Regions from separate parts of the Homo sapiens genome. Here region 1 is linked to region 2. Evidence: chromatin loops called from intact Hi-C (ENCODE). Cell type or tissue: heart right ventricle. All regions are shown on one strand. Links, peaks and the distances in the headings refer to the core of each region. The heading gives the core; the rest is flanking DNA.

The links. A loop is a pair of places that touch in the nucleus more often than their neighbours do. Peaks named below come from ENCODE experiments on the same cell type or tissue, not always from the same donor. Only the 100,000 strongest peaks of a DNase experiment are listed, where the experiment ranks them.
Region 1: a loop joins it to region 2, with 2.1 times the contacts of the local background. A loop is called at or near these places in 12 of 110 quality-filtered maps.

The regions. Positions count from the first base shown.
Region 1 is chr2:239,383,979-239,399,031 of GRCh38, forward strand. The region is part of intron 1 of HDAC4 (histone deacetylase 4); the gene reads right to left. Among named protein-coding and RNA genes, the nearest start is that of HDAC4, 9.5 kb to the right of the region's middle. RefSeq lists an enhancer at 1,915-2,765. In heart right ventricle, for the core only: CTCF peaks have their summits at 9,511 and 13,346; DNase peaks (open chromatin) are centred at 9,503 and 13,073; H3K27ac peaks cover 1,783 bases.
Region 2 is chr2:239,333,599-239,348,651 of GRCh38, forward strand. All of the region lies in intron 2 of HDAC4 (histone deacetylase 4), which reads right to left. Among named protein-coding and RNA genes, the nearest start is that of MIR2467, 11 kb to the right of the region's middle. In heart right ventricle, for the core only: no CTCF peak of the experiment used is centred there; DNase peaks (open chromatin) are centred at 4,162 and 6,620; H3K27ac peaks cover 1,494 bases.

The DNA.
Region 1 (15,053 bases), core at 6,271-14,270, 54 kb after region 2:
CGTGCGAGAGGCCTACTGACGTGAGTAACGAGGCGCAGTCCACTCTCGCCTCTAATGGGAAGCCACGAACAGCCCGGACACAGACAGAGAAGCAGCTCGTGGGCAACCCTCCATCGTGCTCTGCAAAGGCAGAAAACCCAGGGGGACCTGGCTGCACACCACATCGATGGGAAAGACACCCAGGCTAATATTAGGGGATGCCCAGATCCCAGGTCCTCTGTATCAGCTGTTCGTAATCTGGGATACCTGCGTGGGCTGAAAAGATCCATGATCTCCCTAAAGCCACATTCGAAATGACATATTTTAGTACCTCTCTCTATCATATGGAAATGTTTAATGAAAAAGAAAACTGAGGCTAGGCATGGTGGCTTACACCTGTAATCCCAGAACTTTAGGTGGCCTAGGTGGGAGGATCCCTTGAGACCAGGAGCTCAAGACCAGCCTGGACAACATAGTGAGACCCCTGTCTCTACAAAAAAAAAAAAAAAAAAAGCCAGATGTGGTGGTGCACGCCTGTAGTCCCAGCTACTCAGGAGGCTGAGGCAGGCAGATGGAGAGAGCCCAAGAGGTCAAGGCGGCAGTGAGCCATGATTGTCCCACTGCACTCCGGCCTGCACAACAGATCAAGGCTCTATCTCAGAAAAAGGCAAAGGAAACGGAAGAAAAGAAAGAGAAGGGAAAACTGCCCTGCATCCGAAGGAATGGGTCCTAGGCGGCAACAATGAGTCTGCTTTGTTTCAGTGGACATGGCCCCAGCACCATATACCCCACGGCTCTGTCCCCTGCTTCTGATCCCTAAAATGCCGATTTGTATTCAAACACATACAAAGATGACACTTTAACAATACAACAGCTTAAATAAAACTTCCAAATACATCAGCCCTCGGACCAAGCACCAGGAAGATGAGACACAGGCAGGACCTGAGGAGGGGCTCAGGGCTCCTCTCTGCACCCCACCGGGCCCAGAAACTGATGGGGAGGTGCACACCCAAGGGCTCCAGCGAGCCAGGATACAGGAGAACAGAACTGCGGACATTTTGTGCACAGGGACAGGGACAAGGCTTCCATGGAAGAGCCCTTCCCATCCCTTCCCTTCCATCTTGGCTCTCTCTCCTGAGAAGGGCACCTTGCTTCCCGGCCGCCTCCACAGGACTGGCACAATCGGAGGCCCATAGCCCCTGACTGCTTTGCGTGGAGGCCCTCTCCCCAGCATCCCCAGCACCTCAGCTGAAAGGTCTCCTCCAAGCCTCAGGAAGAAGCCTTGCCCTCAGCTTCCCTTAGCCAGAGGCGACACTCTTGGAGCTCAGTACATGGGGGCACACAGCGGGCTGGCTGCTCTCAGCAGGAGGAAGCACTGGCTGGCAGTGTCAGGAGGTTCCGGGGGCCTCCGGGTCACCTCCGAGGACTGAAGAAAAGGAGGCTCCTGGCCCACGACTCTGCCCAGCTCAGCAGCGGGGAAGCTCTGCCTCCACCCGGCTCCCTGTTGGTGGCCAGAGCGGGAAGGCAGAGCTAGAGCATGGAAATGAGTGGCCACAGGGGCCCCTGTTCCCTCTGAAGTCTCAGCCTCAAGCCCCCTGCCTGCCTGTGCCAGGAGCCCTTGCAGCTTCACGTGCACAGCACAGCCTACCAGTGGGCAAAGCCGGCCTGTGATAAGGAACACGCACACGCCTGTCCCTGATTCTACAGACGCCACCCCAGGAGCCCCAGAAGGACCATGTGATACAACAGGACACAGGGAGCCTGACTGCAGCCTCGTCCATTACTCACTACAACTCACAAAGGGGACAGGAGGCCAGGCAAGCCACGGTGAGTGCCGAGGAAGCCACGGAGGCTGTGATGACCCTTCCTGCCGGTACAGAATCAAAAAGAGGCCACTGGGCCCCGGAAAGCGGTCCAAGACAGTCTCCTACAGCTCTGCTCTGGGAGCCCCAAACAAGCCCCGGAGGCAAGGTAAACAGAGGCCCAGGGACAGGAAAGCTCAGGTGTGCCCTAAACAAGGGCTAAACAATGTGGCCAGACCCAAGGATGAGGGAGAAGGAATCTGGGTCGGGGAGGCTGGGCCAAACCCTGGAAGACCCGGCAGGCAAGGCAGAGGGGCCTGCGTTTTACTCTAGACAATGATGAGCCACAGGATGCCAGGACCAGGGCAGAGAAGGAAGGCTGAGAGTCGGAGCACAGGGAAGAGAGGCTGGGGCCTGTGTCTCGGAGGTTCAGAGCCACTGTCAGGTCCCAGTCCTGACTGTGCTGCTGGGGCTGGGGCGGCCGCACAGGGGGAGTCAAGGTCACAGACACTGAGACTCAAATGCTCAAACGGAATTAGAGGCATCCTCAGTTTCTGTACGAAAATGGGTGGCACTGGAGGGACGAGGAAAGACCAAAGAGAGATGGGTCACACCAGAGGCAGATGAGTGTGTCCCAACCACGGGAGGAACCACATGACAGAGGTTCAAAACCACCTTCCCAAGAGGAGCGTCAGCTGAGGGTGCAGGTCCTGGGGGCATCCCGGGGTGGCCGGCCAGGGGAGGGTGCGAGGCCTCTGGAGCCCACGGATGTTGGTGGGTAAGGCGTCCATGCAGAGGCATGCTTGGAGCACCACTGTGTGTTCCAGACAAGCCGCCAGACCACGTCTGGGCCTGAAATTTAACAATGTAATGCACTGTAAGGAAATCCCATGAGCACCGGCTTTAGGTGTAAGAGCTTGACTTTCATAAACAACGTAGTCACGACCTAGAGGAGCAAGAGCCACATCCCAGACACAGTACCGAGAACTTCTGCTCGTAACAAGGCTGGCCCTTGTCCAGAGACAGCCCAGTTCTAACAGTGAAAACACAGTGGTCTCCCTGGAGAGAAGAGAAGCTGGGTGAGAACTGTGCATGAGAGAGGATTTCGCCACCCTCACCACCATCAGATGTACCCATTTTAGAGAAACTCCACCCTTCCTCATTAGGTGGCAGCGATCAGAGGTGAGTGGCTGTTCTGGGTTCACCAGGAATCACGCCAGAGGAGCCAGACTGCACACGACTCCAGTGCGTGAGCACGTGTGTGCAGATGTCTGTCCGTGCGTCTATCTGTATGAGGGTGTGTGCGTGTCCGGGGAGCACGAGTGTGTGGGTGGGAATGCTTGCTGTGTGTGGCACGTGCACACGCACGTACATGTGTGTTGAGGAGGAAGAACACTCACTAGGGCTGCAGTCCTAGAACTTCAGTGGGAGCTAAAGACAGAGAAGAGGGGACTGCTCACAAGTGGCCTGGATGGGGTCACCCACTGAAGCAGCCGCGGGCCCACAAGCACCAGAATGGCTGCAGCAGGGGCTGGAGAGTGGCCAGAAGATCCCCCGGTGCACCCAGGCCAGGAGGCCACTTCCAGCCTCAGTCCCGCCGCTGCGTGCCTGGCCAGGACCACAGGGCCGGCCGCCACCAACGCAATGCCCAGGAGAGCCTCCCACCCCTTACTTTACAAAACCCCCCACCTTCGCCTGGAAGAAACCTCCTCTTAGAGGTGTGCAGGTTTGAGGTTCTCTGCCTCTCCCTCCAGCCTAGAGACAGGACGAGGCACAGCACTCTGTGACCAGAGAAAGCTCCAGCCTGTCTTCAGGCAGCATCTGTGCCAGCCTTGTGCCCCAGCTGACAGGGACAATACGCTTTATACCCAAAACAATTCAGCCAGGGCAGGGATACTGCAATTCTGATCGTGTGGAGAAGAAAACCGAGGCTTAGAGCGGTTGGGTCAATGGCACCAGAGCAGCTGGAACGTGGCTCCACCAAGATGCACCTGGGCCCTAAAAAGCCTAAAAAGCCGAGCTCCTCCTCACTCTACTTTCCAACAAGAGTGCGCCCCTGGAGGAGCCGCGCCTCCTGCCTGGGGCTCATGGTTCCACCACGCATTGCAATGGGCACTAAGGGGAGTGGAAGGCGTGGGCTCAGGAGCAGCAGCCAGCTCAGATCCACACCCCCACCCCACCGCTCTCGCTTGGGGCCGCAGTGGCCACAGGTATCAGACGGGAGGACGGGTATCCACGCCACAGGTGTGCAGGGACTAACGGACCACACGTCATAACATGGGGCCCAGCACACAGAAGACACCCACTGCAGAAACATGGCAGGACGCGGCTGGGCAGGTCCTCCCTGAAGCCGAGGGAGGCAGCGAGTTCATTCACCTCATAGCACCTGGGGTTGGGGAAAGGCTGGGCCATTGACCTCCTGTGTTACTTATCCTGACAACAGTTCTTCAAGGAGGAAACCCTGAAGTCTGCTTTGCAGATGGGTGGACCCGGATGAGGGAGGTGGCAAACTGACCACTGTGGCTCTCCGCTCGCTGGAGGGCCGCAAGCCTGGACTTTGAAGCTCATCCACCTAATCCCAAAGCACATTCCTTCTAACACACCACTTGCCCGCAGGGAGGCAGATGCGGTCAGTGCGGCTTCCAGGACTATCTGGGCCCGGGCCACGTTTGCATCGGCCTTCTCAGGCACCTGCCCACCTCTGCATGGGACAGATGAGCCAACATGGCTCAACCCTTCTCTGGAGCATCCTCAGATGACCAGCAGAGCCTTGGTCCTCTGGGTGACCTGGGTGCCTGGCCCCAGAGGGCAGCTGGACCGCACGGCTGGAAGGACCACCCTCTGGGCCCCCCTTTGGCAGCCATGGCCCTGATCCGTCCTCCACCATCCTGTGGGTTGGAGCCCCCACCCCGCCCCTTGGGGTCACTGGGCTGCAGCCGCAGGGACTCTGCCACACAGGCTCCTCCCTTCCTGGCCCCCACTCCCCACTCTAAGGGCCCCAGGCTTCTCTGCATCCAGCCAGTCATCAGCGGAGGGAGTGTGTGGAGGGATCTCCCTGCTGAGCTGCCATTACTTCTATCCACCTTTCCCACTGGCCATTTTGGCACACTTGGGCTCTGACTTCCAGGGCCCCGGGTTTTCCCAGGAAGCAGCAGAGACACAGGGAGGCCACTGTGTGTTAGTCTCCACTGCCAGAGAACCCTGCCGAGGGCTTCTCCCACAGGCCCTGGGAGCCCGCATTCTGCCTCTGGGATTGAGAGGTGAAGCCAGCTGGACTTCTGGGTCGGGTGGGGACTTGGAGAATTTTTCTGTCTAGCTAGAGGATTGTAAATGCACCAATCAGCACTCTGTAAAAATGCACCAATCAGCACTCTGTGTCTAGCTAAAGGATTGTAAATGCACCAATCAGCACTCTGTAAAATGGACCAATCAGTAGGACGTGGGTGGGGACAAATAACGGAATAATAGCTGGCCACCCCAGCCAGCAGCGGCAACCCATTTGGGTCCCCTTCCATGCTGTGGAAGCTTTGTTCTTTCGATCTCCACAATAAATCTTGCTGCTGTTCACTCTTTGGGTCCGCACTACCTTTAAGAGTTGTAACACTTGCCGCGAAGGTCCGCAGCTTCATTCTTGAAGTCAGCAAGACCACGAACCTGCTGGACAGAAGAAACCCCGGACACATCTGAAGGAACAAACTCCGGACACACCATCTTTAAGAGCTATAACACTCACCGCAAAGGTCTGCAGCTTCATTCTTGAAGTCAGTGGGACCAAGAACCCACTGGAAGGAACCAACTCCGGACACAGGATGGGGCCCACCCTGCCCTCCTAGAGGCCCGCTAAGGGATTCTGAGGCGAGGTCCGCAGAGCGTTCAGTGTGGCACCCATGCACACTGAGCCCACACCAAGACTATTCTGGAACTGCTGCTGGGATTCATGAGGCACGAGGAGCTAAATTCACTGAGGACGCTACTGGCGGCTTTCCTCCTCAGCATCTGTCCCCTTCCCCCTTCCTTCCTGACATCAGTGAATTCCATACCAGGGAGGCCAGTTCCCCAGCCGGCTTCTGGAAGAGGCATGTCCAGCACCCAGGCTGAGCCACTCGGTGCGCTCTGCACCCCGGTCACAGTGACTGGTTCAGAGTTCAATACGTGGCTGGAGCCAGACCGAAGGAGAGTGAATCCAAGACTTGCTAAGACAAAGATGCTGTCCTTCCTGATGGGTGTGAACCAGCCAGTGTATATAACCCTGGGAGCAGCGGGCAGGGCCTGTGTATCCCATGAAGCTGACTCTCCCCAGGTAGGGCAAAGAAACAAGCCCCAGATGACACTGTGGAGGAGCTGGATCAAACAGTGCCTGAATACTTCCTCCTCCGGCACTTTCTAGGAAAACAAGCCAAACAATTCCCTGAGGCCACAGTACCTAGCGAGATCCTATCTGATGGGGAGCTACCAGAAATACCTCCCTGCTCAATACCTCCCTCGAAGCCAGCCAGGTACAGTACCTCACGCTTGTAATCCCAGCACTTTGGTAAGCCGAGGTGGGCAGACTGTTTGAGCCCAGGAGTTTGAGACCAGCCATGGACAACATGGCGAAACCTCATCTCTACAAAATATACAAAAAATTAGCCAGCCATGGTGGCATGCGTCTTTGGTTCCAGCTAATCAGGCAGCTGAGGCAAGAGAACTGCTTAAGCTGGGAGATCAAGGTTGCAGTGAGTGGTGATTGTACTGTAGTGAGTGGTGATTGTACCAGTACACTCCAGCCTGGGCAACAAAGCAGGACTCTGTCTCAAAAGATATATATATATATTGGAAGCCACCCCCAAAAATCCCCTTAGAGTGCCTTTCCCACCCTCCACCTGTGGAGGAGCTGTGCCCACAGGGGCACCATGCGGCCGCAGCCCCAGCCCTGACCTCTCCCATCTCCCTGTCCTTCACTGCCCTCCAGAGCGGCACTACCCCTCACTTTGCTACCAGGAGCCGCCACATGCCTGGAGCCCCGAGCCTGGACCTGAGCACCCAGCCACGCAGCCTCCCTTGAGACACTGCAGCCACACCCGGTAGCCCTCTGACCAAGGCAGTGGGCAAAATGCACACAGTCCTTCAGGGTCCCTGCTCATGCAAATCAGAAGCAGTGAAGACGGGACAGAAAGAACCAAGGGGAGGGAAAGCGGGGCAGCCTGGATTTACGCACAGCCACAGTCTCAGGGCAGCTCCCTCTCCCAGCACACTGGGAAGCATGACAGACGGCAAAGCCGTGGCACAGTGTCCATCAGACCGCTCGAGTCATCCTCAGGGCCAGGGGCCTCGGCTCGGCCTCGATACGAATCACACTGTGGCCAAGGCGCAATCTGGACATGCCATAGCAGCTGAGCCACCATCACGAGCCGGGCTCTGCATACCGGGTAGGGACGCTGGCCCTTCAGGTCCCTAACAAGCGCAGCATGCCCTGGGGGCTGACAGTGTCCGTGGGAAGCATCACGGTGCTTCTGAGCTTTCAAGAGTCTAATCTCTGTAAACTATGACACAGTCCCTGCAAGGACAAAGGCAGACGAGAGCTTGTTCTCAAACTGTACTAAGGTCCTTCGGGGAGACGTCCACCACACCACGACCTGCTGCAGAGACACCCTGAGCAGGTGCAGGAGCTTCAGAAAGTCCTGCAGGTGCATCCAAGGCCCGGTCAGCAGCAGGCCCCGGGCAGGGGACATACCCTACTCCTCATTCCTCCCAAGACCTGCCAGCAGAGAGGGCTGTGTGTCCTCAGAGCCAGCGGGGGAGGAGGAAGAGGAAAGCTGAGTCTCTGCGGGAGAGACACTCACTCAGCAGATGACAAAGGACTCACTGAGGTGATGGGGTCATGACAGTGAAGCTGGGATCTCAACCGATGCTCACTCAACACCCCAGAGCCATGGAACACAGGACATCACTGCAAATCACTCTTGTCCACTGCAGGCACATTGGCAGTGTGACGAGCAGGAGAGAGCACATCCACCAATCAGACCCTTCACCCCACACCCACGAGAGCACCGAGGAACCAGGAGAAGGATACGTGAAACAAGAGAAGAGGCCCTCCGCAGCTCCCACGTGCCTCAGCTCTGGCCTCCGCTTAACCAGAAGAATTCTGAAAACAGAACTTCGTCAGAACGCAGCCCGCGTGTGCTGAAGCTGGCACGCTGACATGGAAAGACACTCTTCTTCAGGGAGGGACCGCGGGAAGCACTGCACATGGTTGGTTGTGAACTCCGAAGCCCAAAAGGTCAACATCCCCACCAGCTTGGGAGGTGAGTTGGATGCTCCCACACCAGGCCCCATCCTGCCCGGGCCACCATGCCGGGCAGGGGTGGGATGGCCCAGCCCGGCTGCTACCCTCGGATGGCAGCGGGCATGCACGTAACGGCTCTGCAGGTCAGCTGCTGCCCCAGCCAGCAACCGAGCTACGCTGGGCTGTGCTGCACACTCAGGGGCAAAGGAAAGCAAGCTGCTTCAGGGCAGGCACTCGAAAGGCGAGAAGACACAGGCACCCCAGTGACATCTCCTTTGATGCATCCTTCTGACCTGGAGAGCCAAGGGGCGGATTCCAACACAGAGCCCTTGAGCTGGCAAACAAGTGTTCTCCAAAGAATGGGGACTGTGACCACCTATGAGGATTTTTTCAGTGCAAAATCTGATGTAAATTTTATAGTAGAGGGGGTTTTAATATGCCAGAACCTCCCAATGGTTTTCTTTATGGCTCACTTTAAAGGTCCAAAAGGTCAGAGGGCCACCCACATCCTGCAAGCAAGGAGGCACAGTTGGCATCACTAATTAAGATACACCCCGCTTGTGTGGACCCACAGGCCATCTTCCCCTCCTTGTCCACAGCCCCCAGAGGTGGAATGGGGGTCAGCCTCCTTAGAACACTCTAACCCCTGAGCTTACGGGGCTCGGACATGAGTCCTGGGGGTGGGTAAGTCCTCAATAGCCAGCTGGGATTAGCCCCAGGCCACAGGGAGGACTGAGGCTCAGGGGCCCTTGGCCACGCTCTGCTGACCTGCTGGGGGCCCACTTTCTGCCACTTGACTTACATGGCACGGTGCCAGCCAGCAAGGCCCCTGCAGATGGGCCAGGCTGGGCTCAGCCTCAGACCCGGAATTCTGGTGTGTAAACCGGTGGCACTGGGGGTGCCAGCTCGGGTCCCCCAGCGGGTCCCCTCCAGCACGGTTTCTACACAGACTCCTGGCAGGCTTCAGTCCTGACAGCTACTCTACAGAATCCTGGACCTAGGCACAGAGGAAGCTCTCGCCAGCACTGCTAGAAGGAAGGAACCCCCTCCCTTCTGGATGCGGCCCGTCTCAGAGCCACAGGACTGGGACCCCCGGCGTGTGAGCCACCTTCTTCACCTTGCCCTTGTTTTGGAAGCTGCCCTTGCTTTTCATGCAGAAGTCCCCACAACAGCACCACCAAGCATGTGCCCCAAGGAGGGCCTAGCCGCGCCATGGACCACCTGGAGGCCTCCTTGGGATGCATCTGAATGGGCCTGCCTCCACAAAGTTAGAACAAGAGAGATCAGGTCCATCACCCAGCTGGAGCCAGGCACCAGTGCACAAAATAGAAAGAACAGAAGCAAACTCTCCATTAAATGCAAGAAGACTACACATACATGAAAACGCAAGGAAGTCCTTTGTGCAGACCACACCTCCACCCCACCCAGGCAGCCTGCCAGTTGGCCCGGCTCATCACTGGCTCACGCACTCTGGCCTCAGAGACCTCAGTCACCAGGCCACCATCTGGCCACAATGCCCTTTTCACAATGCAGCCCCGAAACTCTGGCTCTGGCTAAAAAGGACCACACCCCATTCCCACCCACCCAGCCTCCCCTTCCTCCTCCTCATCTGGGCCTGGCTCCTGCACCACGGCTCTCCCTACCAAGCAAGCCCTCCAGCCACAGCCCTGGTTCTCAGGATGGTGACCCGTGTGCACCTGCCTGTTTAGCTCCTTTTTCTCCTCTGTCCCTACCAACACCAAAGCCTCTTGTGGGCAGAGGCCAGTTTTCCTGATCAAGCCTGGGGTCATGGGGCTGGCCACTGCGTCTGGCACAGAGAATGTGTTCAACTGAGTCTCATCTCATGTAAAACCTAGTACTTGGGCTGGGGTGTAAAATGAGTATTTGCAAAATAATAACTAATCAATTAGAAATATTCAGGGAACATGGCCCCCAAGGACCACCCCCCCTCCACCCCCAACCCCACCACCAGGGAGGCCAGTGGAGATACCACAGAAACTTCTCTTCCTCAGTTTAAAAAAGAACCGCTCCAGCAAATAGCAACACATAAACCAGATGATGGGCCATTCCCAAGGGAAAATGCAATTCCATCACCGCTTGAACAATACTCCCACTTGGAATGCTGGTTCAGACTTTCAGGTCCTAAGAACTGATTTATTGTTTCAAGCTTAAACATCAATCCAGCAAAAGCACTTGACTCACACAGACGGAGTACTTCATAAACAACAGTAAACTCACAAAGCCCAACACTCACATTTTTAAACAGAGCAGACTCCAAAATGTTTATGTACACAAACATATTAATGTATCATATTAAAATTATGACGCTAAATAAGAAGTGATTAAATAATGTCATTAATTCTAATTTAAAACAAGCAGAGAAAAACTTCTTCATAAAAGCACCACTCGCCTCCTCACACGCCGGGGCCCTGGGCGAAGCGGCTGGAGAACAAGCTGCACACACCTGCCTTGGCCTTGGCACAACAGTCGCATTTGCCACTCGACAGCTGTGTTGAAGGCCCTTCTCCCTCCCATTCCTTTCTGCATCACAGAATTCCCTCCACTTGCATTTATGACATCTCCTTAGGAGCATGTAATCTCCAAAATCAGGACCAAGAAGTTCCCAGATGGGGGCAGGGGGTGTCAGGAAACAGGCAATTCCAGAGCACTGGCAAGAACCCCGCAGAGGGGCCAGGCCAGAGGTGGGGCCTCACCCCAGCTCTCCCACCCAAGGCCCGCATTGTGCCATTCACTGGGCTACCTACTCATCCATTCATTCATTCACTCATTCATTTTCTTTCATTCTTCGAGCACCTACACTGCCAAGCACAGGGTACAGAGCAGGCATGAGGCCCTCAGGGCCCCTCAATCCTACAGAGCCCCAGCTAGTAGAAAAGGTGGCATTAAACAACTAAGGTCACAATGAGCTCCTTCCTGAAATTGCACAATGGGATGCTGTTAGAAAGGAGGAAAAAAGCTATTAGGCTAAGTTTAACAGGGGATCAAAGGATGAGAGGATGAGCATGAACTGAGGGGCTGGAGAAGAGGAAGGTAAAGGGAGGCCATTCCAAGGAAGGGGAACAGTGTGTGCAAAGGCCCCGAGGTCAAAGGGGACTTAGAGAGAGCTAGAAAGTAAAGCAGGTGGCAGCTGAAACTCCACAAACACAGCAAGTGCTATCAGATGAGGCTGGTAAAACAGAGGCCAGGATCAGGCAGGCCTTCCAGGGCCCTGAGACCTTAGGATCCTAAGAATACAGGAAAGTCATGCCAGGGTTTCAAGCAAGGGAATGAGAGGTACAAACCTGCTTCTGGTGGAAACCTGGGAGACTGTTTGTAGGATGGGCTGTAGCAGAGCCCGCTCAGACCCCGAGGGTCAGTCCCCACCTTGAAGAGCTTACATGTGAGTTAGAAAAACAAATGCCCCTAAATTCTTCTATTGCAAAGCATATTTATCAACTTGCCAAGGACTTAAAGAGTACTTTTCTTTCCAATGAAGATATCTAAATGTTTTCAAATTACTACTGTAAAAAAGTAATACACGCTTACCAAAAGAATCTCTACAATACCACCATGTATAAAAGAAAAGTGTACCCCGTCTCCTCACCTCTGATGGTTACCTTAGAGACCCATGTACTTAAAACCAGGAGTGGCCCGGGGACTGCTCCAGACCCCGCCTTTCCCTCTTACACTGCACACTTCTGCCTGTCTACACATGGAGGATGCCACAGTGCAGAAATGCCAGCAGGTTTAACAAGTACTCCTTTTATAAATAATGCAGCCCCGACCTCCACACACGTCTGGATATCTACACACTTATCTTCTTTCCTTAGAATAGATTTCAAAATGTAGAACTGTGGGGACAAGGAGAATGGCATTTAAGATTTTGACACTTAAGACTTTTCTAGAGAGCAATTCGGTAATCACTATTTTATGTTTATACATTACATATATAAACTTTTTTGGGGGGGACAGCCCAGGGTCTCGCTGTGTCACTCAGGCTGAAGTGCAGTGGCAAAATCACACCTCACTGCAACCTTGACTTTCCAGGCTCACGTGATTCTCCTGCCACAGCCTCCCAAGTAATGGGGACTACAGGCACACGACGTCATGCCTGATTTTTTTTTTTTTTTTGTAGAGATGAGGGTCTCACTATGTTGCCCAGGCTGGTCTTGAACTCCTGGGCTCAAGTGATCCTCTCACCTTGGCCTCCCAAAGTTCTGGGATTACAGGCATAAGGTACCTCGCCCAGCCCTATTATATTTTATATAATAATACATATGGGTCTCTCCAGAGAGCAAATGATAATAAATAACAGCCAACATTTATATCATGCTTACTACATGCCAGGCCCTATTCAAGGAAATTTCCATACATTAACTTAAACTTTGCAAAAACCTTACAAAATAGAAATTATTATTATGACCAGCAACAGGTATCATCAAACTCGCCAATATGATAGGCATAAAGGGAATCTCCTTCACACTGAATTGATTAGTAATGCTAACCTTTCATCACTGGCACAATGATTCAATGTTCATACGTTCTGCTCATCTTGCAATGGTGATCTCATGCTCTCCTTATTGGTCTGTAAAAGCTCTTTATATATTGACTGTTAAGCTTACACAGGCATAATGTGGTATGTATTTTCTCTCTCGTCTCTTAGCCCGGCTGACGGAGTCTTTTGCCAAAGAGATTTTTTAAAAAACTCTTATCCTATTAAATCTGTCAAGATTTTCTTTAAGGTTTCTGGGTTGGTATTGAAAGAGTAGATTAACTTGGTCCTCAAATGCTTTCTTCCAATAAAATCTTCCAAGGTAATCAACAGACCGAACAACAAACACTAAAAGCTGCTCCGGCTGAAGTGGACTTGGAGCATTAGCTCCCTTCCGTCACCCCCACCTGCCTCCAGGCGTCCTGGGGACTTTGCAGGAGAAGAACATGATGTCTTCTAGTTCTGCAGTCCCACACGTGACATAAGACAGCATGAGAAAGCCAGAAGTACTGCCCAGACCTATGAAACGCGCCTGTAACAGCGCCAAGAACAGTCAACACAGCACTAGAAAGTCTAACGACACTGAACTAGAAAGGTATTCCAAATCGTCCTCTTCTCTAAGAGGCTGTGTTCGCCCAAGCACCTCGACAAGCTGAACTTCAGCTTCAAGGTCACCACCAGCCTAGAAGCAGAGGCACGGAGAGGAACTGGCCTTTGGGACTGGAGATGCAGGGGGTGGCACATGGTCCATTTCATTCTACCCCCAGTTCCTCCAGAGGTAGAGCCCACCTGCAGGACTGTGCTGACACCTACATGGTGAGTGCATGAAACAGCACGAGCCCCAAGCAGGTGCTCATCTGGCGTCAGCTACGGGAGCACGTGACAGCTGCTCGTGGCATCATCTCCTTGCTCCAGGATACATCCTCATCCCCCGACAGTGATACAGGAAGTCACGGTGGGGGCAATCTATGCAGGACCCCGACCTTCCTTCCAGGAAGTGAGTAGGAGGTGTGTCAGCAAGGCCACAGCAAGGGGACATGTAGGACCCTGACCCTCCTTCTAGGAAGTGAGTAGGAGGTTTGTCAGTGAGGCTGCAGCAAGGGGACATGGCCATTTAATGCTGCAGGCACCATGGCCCTCATGCCACCCCAAAACAGGTCCCACTCTTCCCACGCACAGAAGCCCAAGAGAAGAAAACTGACCGTATGAAGAGAACTTACTGACCTTAGTGACACTTGTTCCCACAGAAACGCTTATGAATGAGTTAAGGTCTGTTCAAAGGTAGCATCACTTTTGACATGGCACCCCTCATCTGACCTGAACCAGAAGGTGCAGTACCCGCCTCTAACGTCAAGGCCAAAAACCCAGAGCCCACCACACGGCAGGGCATATGCTGACCACCTGAAATCAAAACAAACACTCCCTCCAAATCCATCCTTTCCGACTCCTTACCCCAGGACAGACTGGGGGCTGCCAACAACAGGGCAGGGGCTCAGTCTCGGTTCCACAGCCCCAAGCTTAGGTGGAGACTGGGCCCCTTCGCCCTTCAGTTCCCCCATCCCCAGCTAGTCATCAATTCTGAGCCTCGGAGGAAAGCCCGGCCACAGCCTGTCGCCCCGCTGCCTCTCAGCAACGGCAGTTCTCTCGGCCTCTGCGGCTCCTTCGCGCCCTACATCAGGTATTAATATATTACTCATGGCAGCTTCTGAGCTATGAAAGCCCAGCCGTTTTCAATAGAGAATGGTATGGATGAATTCTACAGGAGTGATGAAATGTTTCTTCTGCTCCGGCAATTAAGACAGCATAAAGTCGCCTTTCCTTTGGTGCCACCCCCAACATTAAAGGATTGGAATTCAAAGCCATTCATGCTGCATTGAAACCTCACAATGAAGCTGGAGAATGGAAGTCGATTACTGGGCATAAATATGCAGTAGTTAAAAGGAAAGAGTTATAACAAAATTAAACTGCAGCAACCCCACAATGTGTGGAAACTTCCAGCACTAGAGTCCTCCTGGTAAACATCCATAGGGCATTCTTCTCAACGAGGTCTCTGGCCACAGAGTCCAGATGGGCTGCCTGAGCCGCACGTGGCCAGCGTGCCAGGTTGTCCTGTCCATCTTGCTACAGCAACAGCCCCCAAGGCCTCCGAGAATATGGCATTTGGGGATTTTTATTTTGCATGGCTAGGAAGCTGCTGAACACAGAACATTCTCTCTGGTGCAGGGCTCCGAGGCCACATCTGTCCTTCGTCCCTAGGCCTTCCAGGCCCATATGCAGTCCAGTCATCTTCCCTCCACCCCGTCCCCTTAGCCCAGGGCTCCCCCGGGGGCATGCCTGCTGCCAGCTCCCCTTGCAGGAGAAAGAACCCTAAAGAGGGCAGCGTTACATCTGCCTGCTGAGTACAGCCGGCTTCTTTTCTAATTGATTACTGCTCTCTTTAGGATGGGATTTGATCTCTAAAATAAAAGCCCAGAACACAGAAAGCTATAGAAGTCTTACAATGTGTTGGGGTGTG
Region 2 (15,053 bases), core at 2,748-10,747:
GTCAATCAGAAAATTCAACACAATAAAATAAAGAAAAAAAGCATAAGACTATTAACAGATGCAGAAAAAGTCTAATACATTAAGTTGAACCAAATGAAAATACCATTTTTTGTAGATGGAAAAAGATCAAATATCTGCAATTTCACATGACTCCATCTAATATTTTAACAGCTGCTTATCAGAAAAACTCAGCAAACTAAGAACAAAAGTAAACTGCATTCATCTCATGGACTACACAGAACTTATAGCAAATTTTATCTATAATGATGAAATACTAAAAATTTTTCTCTTGATATTAGAATAAGACATAGATGCCTACTACTACCAATGACTGATATAGATGCCTACTATTACCATTTGACTGAAGGTCCTAGGCAGTGCAGCAAAGCAAGAAAGACATAAAAGTTTTAAAAATTAGCAAAGAAGAAATGAAACATTCACCGTCCATAGACAATATGCATTAAAAACCCAAAAGAATATATAGATAATGAGTATAATAATAAACACTGTGCGAGGTATCTGGAGACACGACAAATATACAAAAATGAATTGTGCTTCTAAACATTACAAAAATAAAATTCCCCCAACAAAACAGCATAACCTAGAAGTAAATCTAACAAAAGAAATAAAAGACCTCTAGGCCAGGCACGGTGGCTCATGCTTGTAATCCCAGCACTTTGGGAGGCCGAGGAGGACGGATTGCTTGAGGTCAGGAGTTCGAGACCAGCCTGATCAACATGGTGACGCCCCGTCTCTACAAAAAATAGAAAAAATTAGCCAGGCATGGTGGCATGTGCCTGTAATCCCAGGTACTCAGGAGGCTAAGGCACGAGAACTGCTTGAGCCTGGGAGGCGGAGGTTGCAGTGAGTTGAGATTGTGCCACTGCGCTCCAGCCTGGGCAGCAGAGCAAGACTCCATCTCAAAACAAACAAATAAAAAAAAACTAAGACCTCTATACTGAAAATTACAAAATATGATCGAAAGAAATTACAGATGCTCGAAAAAAATAGAGAGACGTAGCATATTCGTAGATTAGAAGACTCCTAATAAACTGATTTCATATGCAAATCAGTGGATCCCAATTGAGACCACAGCAGGTATTCTGTTGAAATTGAAAAGCTGATTTTAAAATTCATATGGAGGCCGGGCGTGGTGGCTCATGCCTGTAATCCCAGCACTTTGGGAGGCCGAGGCAGGTGGATCACAAGGTCAGGAGATCAAGACCATCCTGGCTAACACGGTGAAACACCCCCCTCTACTAAAAAATACAAAAAAATTAGCTGGGCATGGTGGCGTGCACCTGTAGTCCCAGCTGCTGGGGAGGCTAAGGCAGGAGAATGGCGTGAACCTGGGAGGCGGAGCTTGCAGTGAGCCAAGATCGTGCCACTGCACTCCAGCCTGGAAGACAGAGCAAGACTCCATCTCAAAAAAAAAAAAAAAAAAAATCCATATGGAAATGCAAAGGGCTAAAAAGAACCAAAACAAGCTTTGAAAAGTTTTAAAAAGTTGGAAGACCTACATTATTAGATACTATGGTTAACTGCAAATCTATTAGTTAAGACAGTGTTGCACTGGTACACAGATATGCAAACAGACCAATGAACTAGAATAAAGTGCAAAAACAGATCCATTTATATAATTTATTTCACTTATGACAAAGTTGCATTGGATAGCAGAGAAGAAAGGATGACTCTTTTAAATAAATACTGTTAGGCCAACTGAATTTCCAAACGGAAAAGTAACTCTCAATCCCTACCTCACACATAAAAAAAAAAAAATTCCCAGTGGATCACAGATCTAAATGAGTGATAGAACAATGAAGTTTATCAAAAATAATATAGAATATCTTCAAATAGGCATAGATAAAACTATTAAATTGGACTATTAAAATTAAGAGCATCTGTTCAGCAAAAAAAAAAAAAAAAAAAAAACACCATTAAGAAAGGGAAAACGCAGCACACACATAGAAAATAGCAACAAACAACAAAAAGCTCATTCATAGCCAGTGTACAGAAATAGCTCCTACAACTCAGTAAGAAAAATAAAGACAAACCAATTTCTTAAATGAATAGAAACTTCTCCACCAAAGATGACATCTAGTTGGTCAATAAACGTATGAAAAGGTATTCAACATTTTTAGTAATCTGGGAAATACAAATGAAACTACAATAGTTAAAATGAAAAAGAATTACAGTACCATGTATTGGCAAGGACAGAGCAACATTCTATAGGTCAGAGTGTAAATTGGTACAATCAATTTGAAGAACTGTTTGGCACACATACACCTTATCAAAAGAATTGCATACTTATATGAACCAATTGAAATATACAAGAATGTTACAGTAGCATTATACATAATTCCAAACTGGAAACCACCAAAATGTCATCAGCAATTGAACCAATAAATAATTTGTGATATGTTCATACAATGAAATATTATATACCCATTAAATGAAGAAACTACTACTATAAGCCACAATATCAATAAATCTAACATATTGTCAAGTGAAATAATCCAGACAATAAGAATAAGTATTACGTGATTTATATGACGTTCAAAACCAGGAGAAACTCATGTTAGAAGCTAGAGAAGTGGTATCTAGAGGGTGTGAGAGTGAGGGTACAGTAACTGAGAGAGGACATATACGGGGCTTCTGGGTGTTGGGATGTCCCATTTCACAATCTGGGTAGCAGTTACAGGCATCTTCCTTTTGGGAGAGTTCATCAAGCTAAGCAGTCATGATTCTTGCACTTTCCTGGATGCCTGTGATACTTCAGTTAAAAAGTTCACTTAGACATTGGCGGTCTTCAAGGCTACATGTTTATAATAACAACAATGGAAAGGCTGAAAACAAACTCCCTGTCCACCAACAATGACTTGTTAAGTTACTCTACCACATCCATGCACAACCATAAAAAAAAGAGTCCCCAAAGGAAAAACTGTAAAAGCTAGGTGCTAAAGTAACTACAGTATACAGCCATTCATGAACAAACATTAAGCAAAAGAGAGTATCTATAAATGTACTTCATTTTGTGAACTCAAAATTCTTGACATATTTTATTAAAACTTGAGTAGACAGTAGAGAGAGCTGCCATATACCCTACCAATACCACCTGCACATTCCCCGCGATTATTAGCATCCTACCTTACTACGGTATGTTAGTCACAATTGGGAACCAATACTGACATTACTGTCATTAACTAAAATTCTAGAGTTTAGGATTTCCTGAAGTTTCCCACTAATGTCTTTTACTGTATTCCAAGATCCATCCAGGATCCCATCCAGGAATTCCACATCACACTTAGGTGTCGCATGTCCTGAGATCCCTCCTGGTGGTGACAGTTTCTCAAAGGATGCTTGTTTCTGATGACCTTGGCATATCGAGTGGGCCTGGCAAGAGTAGACTGTAGGAAGGGTGTCTACTGGAATTTGTCTGATGTTTTTCCCATGGTTGGACTGGGGCTATGGGTTACTGAGAGGAAGACCACGGGGGAAAGTGCCATTCTCATCATATGAATTGATTTTTAAACACATGGACTAGAATTAACACACACCCACTCCACTAAACTGGTTTTACTGAACAGCAGGTTGTCACACAAACGGCTCCAAGGGAGGGAGTGGAGGAAATGGCAAGGCTCGGAGACACTGCTGTCAGATGCACGTGAGACTCAGCTGTACTCACCGGCGAAATAAACGTTTTGGCTCCGGGAAGGCAGAAAACGTCCACTTTGAGAGAAACTCACACCCTGCATAAGCCACTAACCGGTGGGGACTCCCACGCCACACATCGCACCAATACAAGCTCCATTCACAGAAAACCCCACTGCAAGTCGGTTATCGCTGCAAACTTCCTCTCTCTAACAGGAAGAAATCAGGACTCACGGGAGTAAGCAAAATGAGGCCTAAATCCGGCAAGCGAGGAAATCAAACACTTCCATCTTAATCACATATTATAGCGATGAGCAACCGAGTCAGATGGCCGCTGCTGGGTTTGACATTTTGTGGCTCTTCCTTTCCTCTGAGCTCCCAACTTGCTTCCAAGAATGAGGATAAATTAACATCCACATATCTGACCAGAGCCAACTTCTGCTCCCAAACATACGGCGACGGGGGAGACAGGATGCACCCAAAGTGGCCCCTGGCTGTGCGTGACAAAGCTTTCCAGGAACAGAGCGAGCCAGGCAGGACAACCGGCTTCGGCTGAGATCTGCAGACTGGGCCCTGGCAGAATAAATGAGCGGACTGGACCCAGTCCAGGCTCGGGACAATTACAAATAGCAAGAGAACAAGAAATGCTGGCTTGTTTTTGTACACTGCTATCTCTTCGGGGGCAGAAAGACAAAGAAAAAGGGGAGAAAGAGGTGGATCTGGTCTGGAAATCCCAGGAAAGCCAGGCCATGCAGAAGGCATCCCCCAGCACACCGAAAGCCAGGGAATCTGCAGCCTTGAAGGTGAGGCTCAGCCCCGCCCACCAGCCAGGTGCAGAGGCTGCTCAGAGAGCACAGGCAGGTACTCCAGACAAGCACAGAGAGACAACTCCGCTCCCAGCTGGCTTGGTCTGTGCCACCAGCTGGACGTGTTTTATCTCAGTCCCAAAATGCACGGTTTCTAGACCTCCCGTGGCACCTCTCTCGCGACTCAAAGCCAGTGCAGTGAGTTCCTGGAGGCCCATGCAGCTTCCTATCCACCACGTCCCTCACCACCCTCTAATACAACTGGGGCAGCGGCAGCCTCTACTCGTTACCCTCTCCTCCCGCTTCCCTTCATTCCATCAGTGCCCCAAAATCCCTATTACAGGAGGCCTTGTCTGACCCCTGCAGCAGCCCAGTTATCCCTGAGATTCTCACACCGACCTTCGTCCAACCCCCTAGTGCAAACATCAAATGACACCTATTAAAATTGACACACTAAAAGAACGGCTGCATCTGAGCTCAAAGTTTATTCACACTGAGCTTTTAAAATCCAAAACTACCATTTGATGTTCAAAATTTAAATAGCCACTACATAAAATAGGAAAAAATAAATTCCTTTTATTTTTCTAAGGGAGTTCTCCAAATCCTCAGCAGCTGCTATGAGATTCCCGTGGATTTTTAGGTACAAAGTTCAGACTGAGAGGACCACAGTATTCAATGAGATTCTGAGCTCAGTCCATCCAGAAGATTCCATAAGCATCCAAGGCAGAAGTGAGATTCAGCCACCAACCACATTTCAAAAGCCACTGGTGGAGGATTCCAGAGCAGGTGTCATCCAGGGCTCAGGGCCTCCAGGCTCCCCCCAAGGCTGAGATTCTACCAAAAGCGTAGGTTCGGTTCCCCAGTGGCTGAGTTTTGTTTCCGGAGAGCATGTGTGTTAAACTGACTTGAAAGGTATCCAAAGAAACTGTGAAGGCAGAGGTCATCTGTATTTAAGAAAACTATGTATTTAGTTTACATAAAATCAGAAAATACAGAATCTGGCTTTGAAGAAAACAATGGTAAAGATGTTATATTGACAAGTAATTTTAACCAATGTCTCTGAATGAATATACCAACTCAGATACATCAGCCACCTGCTGTTCCTATCCAGGTGAAGGCCGGCTGCCCTGCCCTCCCCTTCTGTCATAAGAGGGTCTGGGGTTGCCTGTAAACACAGGGCTGCCCCACTGCTCACTGTCCCAGTGAAGTCCTTTGCTCTGCCAGTTTCCATCAGCTGCAGGGCCAGGTGCCGACAGAAGGCAAAAGTCAAAGCCCAGTATCTTTCTAAAGAAACAGGGCCCGATGAAAGGAAGCAACCTCAGCCCCAGGAGGCAATGGGCCCAGTCCAGGTCACCCCGGACACAGAGCCACCCCTGGGCAGTGATCTCCCAGCTCCTGCCCCTGTCCATTCCCCAGGTGAAGCCTAAATGCTCTGATCTGGACATGGGTGAGGAGCACCAAAGCCATGCTCTCTCGGGTGATGTGAGCAACTCAACGGAGACCTACGTTGTTCTTTTGTTCATGAAGATAGTACTGAAGTTTGAAATAACATCCCTCAGCAGAGCTCCAGAGCAGAATCTTCCCAGAGAACCACACATGTGGCCCGCGGCCCCCTGCAATCTCCTGGCTAAGGCATTAAAAACACCATCTCCTTAGAAAATGCAGTCCTTGAGGCCACACCCATGCAAATCAGTCCACCAAATCCACTCATAACAGCATCCAGGTAACTTCCAAAGAAATGGAAACACTGATAAACACAAGAAACACCCTCCCCACATGTGATTCTCATGCATCAGGTCCTGCAGACCACAGAGAGTTCAAGGAAACCGCAGCCAAGAACCAAGAAAGCCACATCCATGCTCAGGCCAGGGCCACCGGCCTTTGTGACTGCTTCCCTCAGCAGAAGTGCTAGCAGCTGAGTAGGGAGACATCAAGACATCATGACAGAAAGAGGCTGGGGGCCTGAACACAAAGCAAGAAGAGTGGGATGTGTCCCCACCCCAGATACCCTCCTAGTTTCTAACACATTCAGGCCAGGATGGTCCCTGCAGCAGTTGGGGCATGGGGTCCTGCTGGTGCTGCTGCTCCCTCACCCCAGGACACCCCAGCTCTTCCCTGAGCCTCAGCTACACCAAGCCAGTCACAGGGCAGTGAGCTCAGCTGTTCACAGTAGGCTGTGCAAGCATGGACACAGCCCCACCCGTCTTCCTGAACCATCGAGAAATTACGTCTTACCAAATCCTACTGAGGACTGGCGAAGAACAAAAGGGAACCAAATCACAGATAGATGTGAAGGCAGATAGACAATTCAACTGTTCTCAGAAGCTACAGAGGGGCCCCAGTGGGGGCAGCCCCACTGAGCTCCAGTCTGCCACCCAAATGCCTGTTGGTGCATCTCCTAAAGGCTGGGCTGCATGGGACAGAGGAGGACCATGGTGGGGTGTCAGCACTTCCAGGCTGGGTACTCCATCGGTGCTGCTGCTTAGAGATGCCTCTGTACCCTTCCAGCTGTCAGATGGCCTCTGCACCTTATCATTCTGTTACAACAGCCTGGACATGGAGACACACACCATCTCTCAAAAACAGCCTTTGGGGATGCTCACGTGTATGTTTGTGTTCAGAAAAGAACCACCTGCCTTGAATGAAGCATCTGCTTCAAAGCCACAGGGCTCCCCGTGCTGAGGGCCACACTGAGAGGACATCTGTGCCCTGCAGTCCTCGGCCCAAGTCCACCCCTCCAGGCCAGGCACCCTGGCCCCATCCTGATGCTGCAAGACCAAGGATGAGAAGCCCACCAGAGATAAAGGGCACTGAAGATCTGGCCCCCTCTTCAGCAGTCACACCCTAGTCCCTGTCACTCAGAAAACTGGGCTCACTGCAGCACCCACTAAACATCTCTAAGGGGATCCTAACCTCCCATCTCCACCATCATCAGAGCCACCATTACCATCAAGGACTCGGCTTTCAACACGTACAATGCATCGGGCACTACAAAAACTAAAACTCCTCATCTCTCTGGTTTACCAACGAAAACCTCTGCTTTCCATGTCTCCAGTTTCCCCTAGGGCCTCCTCAAATGTTCTAGAACTCTTTTTATCCACTAGTACATCAGAAAGAAAAAATTAACCTTGCCTTCCTCCCTCCCCGATCCTTTCACAAAAACAAGGCAGTGCTATGGAAGCACATGAGAGAGACGTGGGGCGAAGGCCGCCTTTGCTCCCGCACAGCCACATTGAGACTGCAGGTGTTCAGGCAAAGACAGGGCCAGGCAGCACCTCGGTGAGCCTGCAGCAGGAAGGTTTGTGTTGTGCAGTGTCAGACCGGGATGAGGAGACAGGGCTGGAAGAATCAGCCCCACCTGATTTGGATTCAGTCCATGTGAAAACAAAGAGTGTCAAGAATTCTGCATCACACTACCTAACAGGGAGGGAGGAACTTCCCCTCAATACGGCCTTACCCTAGATGTGAAGAGGTGAGAAAGGCTTTCAGGACAACACATGGAAACCCTGAGTGTGCTCAGAACAGACTCCACATCCTTGCCTGAAACTCCAACAGCATTTCACAAACCCTACTGAATCAACAAGTCACTGAGAAACACAGTGTTAATAAGCATCCAATTTCTACATATTTCCTAGGAAAACTCATAGGTATTTAAAAAGGAATACCTTTGGCTATGAATGCAAACTAATTGAAAGAAAACCATTAGCTCTTATAATGAAAGGTATTCTCTTGGCTTTAGCAGCTGCTGTGGTCTGAATGTTGGCGTCCCCCCCAAAATTCACGTGTTAAAATCTAATACCCAATGTGACAGTATTAAGAAGTGGGGCCTCTGGAGAGTGATTAAGTTATGGACTCTCAGGAACAGGATTAGTGCCCTTATTATAGAGGTTCAAGTGAGACCCCTCACCCCTTCCAACAGGTGAGGACACAGCAAGAAGGCACCATCTGTGAAGCAGAGAGCAGCCCTCACCAGACACCAAGTCCGCTGGCACCTTGATCTTGGACTTCCCAGCCCCCAGAACTGTGAGCAAGAAATTTCTATTATTTACATATCATCCACCCTAAGGTATTTTATGATAGCAGGCTGAACGAACAAAGGCATCACCTAAACAACCACATTATGGAAGCAATCTTCTAAGAAAATGGTCTAAGCATTTTAAAATTTAAAATTAAAAAAAAAAAACTGGCTCCAATCACAAAACTTCTTTTAGGGAAAGGCTCTGAAGACAGTGGCTTCATAATAACAAATTCTGACATCTCAAGTGAATACAAACTCAAAGAGCTAATTTGAACCTTTGAGAATGTAGTTGTATACAGAAAAGAAAAAACTCCCCCAGTTAATGACCATCACTAAATAATGAACACTAAGACACACAGACCAACTTGTCCTAATTCTTTATAAATGCTATTTCAAATGGAACAAAAATAAGTACATTTAGGTCATTTCTGTATTTTGAAAAAAACAAATACGTTACAATAAGTTTTACTACTCCTTTTGAAAGTACAGAGTCTTGGTGAAAGCTAGGAAATGACAGTCATCCTGAACACTGTGTTTCAAGGTAATATCCCAACAGCTCTACAGCTGCCCGTCAGCATGGAACCACACTGGGTCCTGAGTCCGTGTTGTAGCACTGAAGGAAAGGCAGCAAGGGGACACTGGGCAGAGATGGAGGAGAGTACAGTGAGGGCTGAGGGAGATGAGGGAGCCTGGGGTCCAGTGAGAACAAAGCCACCATAAGCCAGCCGGGCTCAGGATCCTCACAGACAACCAAGAGCCCGCAGGCCCAGCGTCGTCTTGGAGGGAAACAGCCGCCTACACTGTCAAGGGGGCTCCCAAAGGCCTGGCTATGGGCTTCGGTCTCCAAATCAGCTGTGCCTAGCTCCCTGAGAGGCAGAATTTATCTTTTCTATTTGTATTTGTTTTCCTAAAAAGGGGGAAGGAGAGAGAAGCAAACATGAAAATAACGCCCCAAGGCCTCCATCCCCACCAATGCGTATCACTCCTGAAGGGCCAGCACTCCCAGTGTCTTACTGATTAGGTGGCTGAAAGCAAACCAGTTTAAAAGCTCAGGGCCAGATATAATTCAAAAAAGTTTAGGTATATGCCTCAGTTGATTTTTGTCTTAATTTTAATTTCTTAAAATTAACTGTAATTTTCATTATAATTTTCCCCAAAGTGCCCATTTTTTGCCATGTTCTCATGAAATAAACAAAGAGAAGGATGCTAAGTGGCCACAACGTGAAAGTTTCAGCCCAAATCTCAGAGTTCGCTTGGTTATGCCAATCACCCAGTCACTCCTTCAGTCCCAACATTCTAAGGACCGGCAAAGAGAGCTCAGAGAAAGTTCACAAAAAGACAGAGGAAGGACAGATGAAGTTCCCTGATGGCAAAACCCATGCTCGTTGAAACCAACTGGGACACAAAAAAGCCTACGTTGCAGGACAGGGCCCCAGCCGGCGGGGCAGGACCTGCGGGAGGCCCACCAACCCTCCTCACAAGGCTGTTTCAGCCTCAGGTCCTTTCTAGGGGACAGCCTCCCTTGGCCTCCACATCCCTCAGGGGGCTTCCATGCCCAGCCCATCCCTCTCGTGGCATGAACCACACTGGACCAGAGTGCCTGCTGCCCTGCCTGCCCTGCCTGCCCTGGCCAGGGAGCTCACACAAGCAGACAGGCTCAATGCCTCTCAGGTCCCAGGTGCCCAGTGTTCTGCCGCAGAGAGGCGCACACTCCTTGAGGGAAGGTGACCGATTCTAGCGGTGCCAGATTGGCCTCTGATGCGCTGCCCAGCCTCAGCCTACCTAAGCACTCGATAGCAGTAACACTGGTTTCCTCATCTACAAAACAGAAATAACGTGTCCAGCTCACGTCACAGGCTATATGCAAGCACAAATGGAGTAGCAGCAAGCAAAACTCAGAACAAACCTGCTGTTCATTTCGTTCTCTTAAACGCGCAGTGGGGTTGACTGAGCAAGCAAGTCATCAAGGCTGATGTATTATTATGATGAGTTTTGAACACCTATGGTCAAGTAGAGCCAGACCTTTGATGGCAGTAGCTCCCGCCTCACACAGCCTGGCACCCGGAGGCAGCCACGCACCTGCACACCTGTCCACGTGCGACCTGCCCCCACTGCCGGGTGCCTCAATCACAGCCTTTCTGTTCCCCGCCAAGCTGTGCTCAATGGTTTCTAATGATTCTCACACCGCGTTTTCTATGTCAAATACATACCGGGAGTTCATTCTTAAATTTCAATATCATTAATCATCCAACATTCAGCATCTCAGAACTCAGAAATTTGCATTTCTACAATAGTGGCTTTGAAAAAGGGACACAAATGCAAATGTTCCACAAACTGTGTAAGAATTTTCAGAGAATTGCCAAAACAAACCATCAATGCTCCATTGACAGCGAATTTTCTGAGCTCTTCATAATGACTGAGTACTCGTGATTTTTAAAAGACAAAACACAATTTGAGGATCAAAAAAAAAAGTAGGTTGAAAAATAAGTCCTTATGTCTACATGATTTCCAGAACAAACCTTGACTGATTAAGATCCCAGATAATGATGGCATGGAGAATCCAGGCTAGTGACAATCTGAGAGCTGCAGACGCCCCGTGCCGGGTGGCTGGGAGGATGCACATTCAGACAGGCGGTGCTGTGCGTCAGAAAACGTACACAAGTATTTTTGAAACCTTGCCTTTAGAAAGCGGAAGCAAGCAGTACATGGGGATCAAAAGCATCTCCCACCCCAACATCAGCCGGAACTATCCAGGCATTTCTGTTGTCCTTCTCTAAAACCTCCAGTTGATGTAGGGCTGGTCTACTCTCCCACGTTCTCGGGGTTCAATCTCACTCCCTCCTATCCAGAACCCCCAGGGCTGCCCACCGCAGGGGCCATGAACAAGCTCTTCTCCAGCTGGCACCAAGCATGCTCTCAGGCCCTGCCACCTTGTCCAAGCTCCCCTGGACTCCTGCCAGCTGGCTGCACCTGCTGCCTACACACCCCCTCCTCCTGGGAGCCCTCTTGGGCCTCCTGCAAAGCCACTCTCAGCTCCCAGGCTTTCTCATTACCTCCCGCCACCTTGTTTCTGAGCAAGGGCCATGCTCAGAATCTGCAACCCACCTGTCACCAGAAGCTCAGAATCAAGGTCTTGGGTTAATTGCAGGTCTTCAAAATTCCTTTTCTGCCCCTTAAAACTTTGTAGTACTCCTGGCCGGATACAATGGCTCATACCTGTAATCCAGGACTTTGGGAGGCCGAGGGGGCAGGATTGCTTGAGTCCAGGAGTTGGAGACCAGCCTGGACAACATGGTGAGATTCGGTCTCCACAAAAAATTTTAAAAATTAGCTGGGCGTGGTGGCATGCAGAGGTGCATGCCAGAGGTGGTCCCAGCTACTCGGGAGCCTGAGGTGGGAGGATCGCTGAAGCCCAGGAAGCTGAGGCTGAGGTGCATACCACCACACTCCAGCCTGGGCGACAGCAAGACCCTGTCTAACACACACACACACACCCAACACACACACACGGACACCCTAACACACACATACACACACCCTAACACACACCCTGTGTAAAACAACACTCTCAACCCTGTCTAAAAAACACACACTCCCTAAAACACACACACCCATCTCACACACATGCACTCACCCTAACACACACACCCTAACACACATACACACCGTCTAAAACACACACACCCCCGTCTCACACACATGCACTCAAACACACATACACACCCTAACACACATACACATCGTCTAAAATACACACCCCCGTCTCACACACATGCACTCAAACACACACACCCTAACACACATACACACCGTCTAAAACACACACACACCCCCATCTCACACACGTGCACTCACTCTAACAAACACACACATCCTAACACACATACACACCGTCTGAAACACATATACCACCGTCTCACACACTTGCACTCACTCTCACACACACATCCTAACACACATACACACCGTCTGAAACACACACACCCCCATCTCACACATGCACTCACCCAACACACACACACCCTAACACACATACACACCGTCTGAAACACACACACCCCCATCTCACACATGCACTCACCCAACACACACTGTCTAAAACACACACACCCTGTCTAAAACACACATACATACCTTAACACACACATATCCTGTCTAAAACACACACCCATACTTTAATACACAGACACCCACACCCTAACACACATACCACACCCTAAAACACAAACACACCCTAACACACACGCATACAGACCATACACACCCGTCTAAAACACACATACACACATCTTAACACACATCCTGTCTAGAACACACACCCATACTTTTAACACATAGTCTAGGACACACACACCCTGTTTAAAACACACATACATACCTTAACACACATCCTGTCCAAAACACACACCCATACTTTAACACACAGTCTAAGACACACACACCCTAACACATACCACACCCTAAAACACACAAACACACCTTCACACACACACACACACACACAGACCATAACACACACACCTGTCTAAAACACACATACACACCTTAACACACACACACTCTGTCTAAAACACACACCCATATCTTAATACAGTCTAAAACACACACACTGTCTAAAACACACACCCTAACACACACATACCCTAACACACACGCTCTAAAACACACCCTGACACACACACCCTGTCTAAACACACACCCTAACACATACACCGTCTCACACACACACACCCTGTCTAAAACACACACACACCACCTAACACACACACCCTGTCTCACACACACCCTATCTAAAACACACACACCCTAACACACACACCCTGTCTCTCACACACACACCCTGTCTAAAACACACACACACCCTAACACATACACATTGTGTCTAAAACACACACACGCACCCTAACACACACACCCTGTCTAAAACACACACCCCATCACACGCACACACCCTAACACACATACACCCTGATTCACACACATACAACCTGTCTAAAACACACACCCTAACACACACTCTAACACACACATACACACAGACACTTTGTGGTATTCCTGAGACATTCAACCACTGCAGAGCATTATTTAAATGCCATAAAAATGCATCTTTATGGATCATTTCTATATTAAAATATAATAATCTTGGCGGCCACAATAGTTAAAATAAACAGATTCAAGATCAAATAAAGTTAGAGCAGAACATGAGGACTGGAAGCAATCCCAGAGGAGAGCCTTCTCCCTGGACTCACAGGGTTAACACTCAACAGTGGTCTGAAGCAACTGTATTACCATGAACTCACTCATCACCAAGTCATTGTGGACAGAGACTTTTTAGCTGCTTTTATGTGGATGGGGGTAGCTCAGACTGAACAGAATATTAAGAAATCATAGAATGGCCCAAATGAACACACTGATCTTAAGTTACACACGTTTCCCACAAAATCCTTTTTTTTTGTTTTGAGACAACAGTCTTGCTCTGTCGGCCAGGCTACAGTGCAGTGGCACCATCTCGGCTCACTGCAACCTCACCTCCCGGATTCAAGCGATTCTCCTGCCTCAGCCTCCCGAGTAGCTGGGACTACAGGCGCGTGCCACCACGCCTGGCTAATTTTTGTGTTTTTAGTAGAGACGGGGTTTGACCATGCTGACCAGGCTGATCGCGAACTCCTGACCTCAAATGATCTGCCCACCTCGGCCTCTCAAAGCACGAGGATTACAGGTTTGAGCCACCGCACCCGGCCACTTATTTTGTTTTGAACTAAACATTATCCGTACCTCGCACCAAGATTCCAGGAGCGAGAGGATGCTCAAGTTACCGACCACTGCCTGCTCAACCAGCTTCCTATCGAGAGCATCATCCCGGTGACCATAGACACGTCCCAGCAAATCCACGTCCCAGCAAATGCACTGCTTCCTATCGAGAGCATCATCCCGGTGACCACAGACACGTCCCAGCAAATCCACTGCTTCCTATCGAGAGCATCATCCCGGTGACCACAGACACGTCCCAGCAAATCCACTGCTTCCTATCGAGAGCATCATCCCGGTGACCACAGACACGTCCCAGCAAATCCACGTCCCAGCAAATGCACTGCTTCCTATCGAGAGCACCATCCCGCTGACCACAGACACGTCCCAGCAAATCCACGTCCCAGCAAATGCACTGCTTCCTATCGAGAGCACCATCCCGCTGACCACAGACACGTCCCAGCAAATCCACGTCCCAGCAAATCCACTGCGGGGCTCCTTGACACTGAGAACTTTTCTGGGCAAGACTTTCTCTAGGCACGAACATTCCGGAAGGGAAAGTAAATGACACTGGAGGGACGGGGTAGTGTTAAGTGGGTGGCCAAGTAACAACGTCTGCCTTTCCTGCTGGCCAGTCAAGTCACCAGTATCCTAAGCCCTTAACCACAAGGAAAGACAAGGACAGTTACTTGGAGAACTGTCCTTGGAGGAAAACAAGGGAATGGGAGAAAAAAAAGGAGGCGTAGCTTGTCCTGCCAGCAGGCCCCCGTGGGCTTTCCGTCCACACTCCCGGTTTCATGCCAGGGACTCTGGCTTCAAGGCAGAGGCTC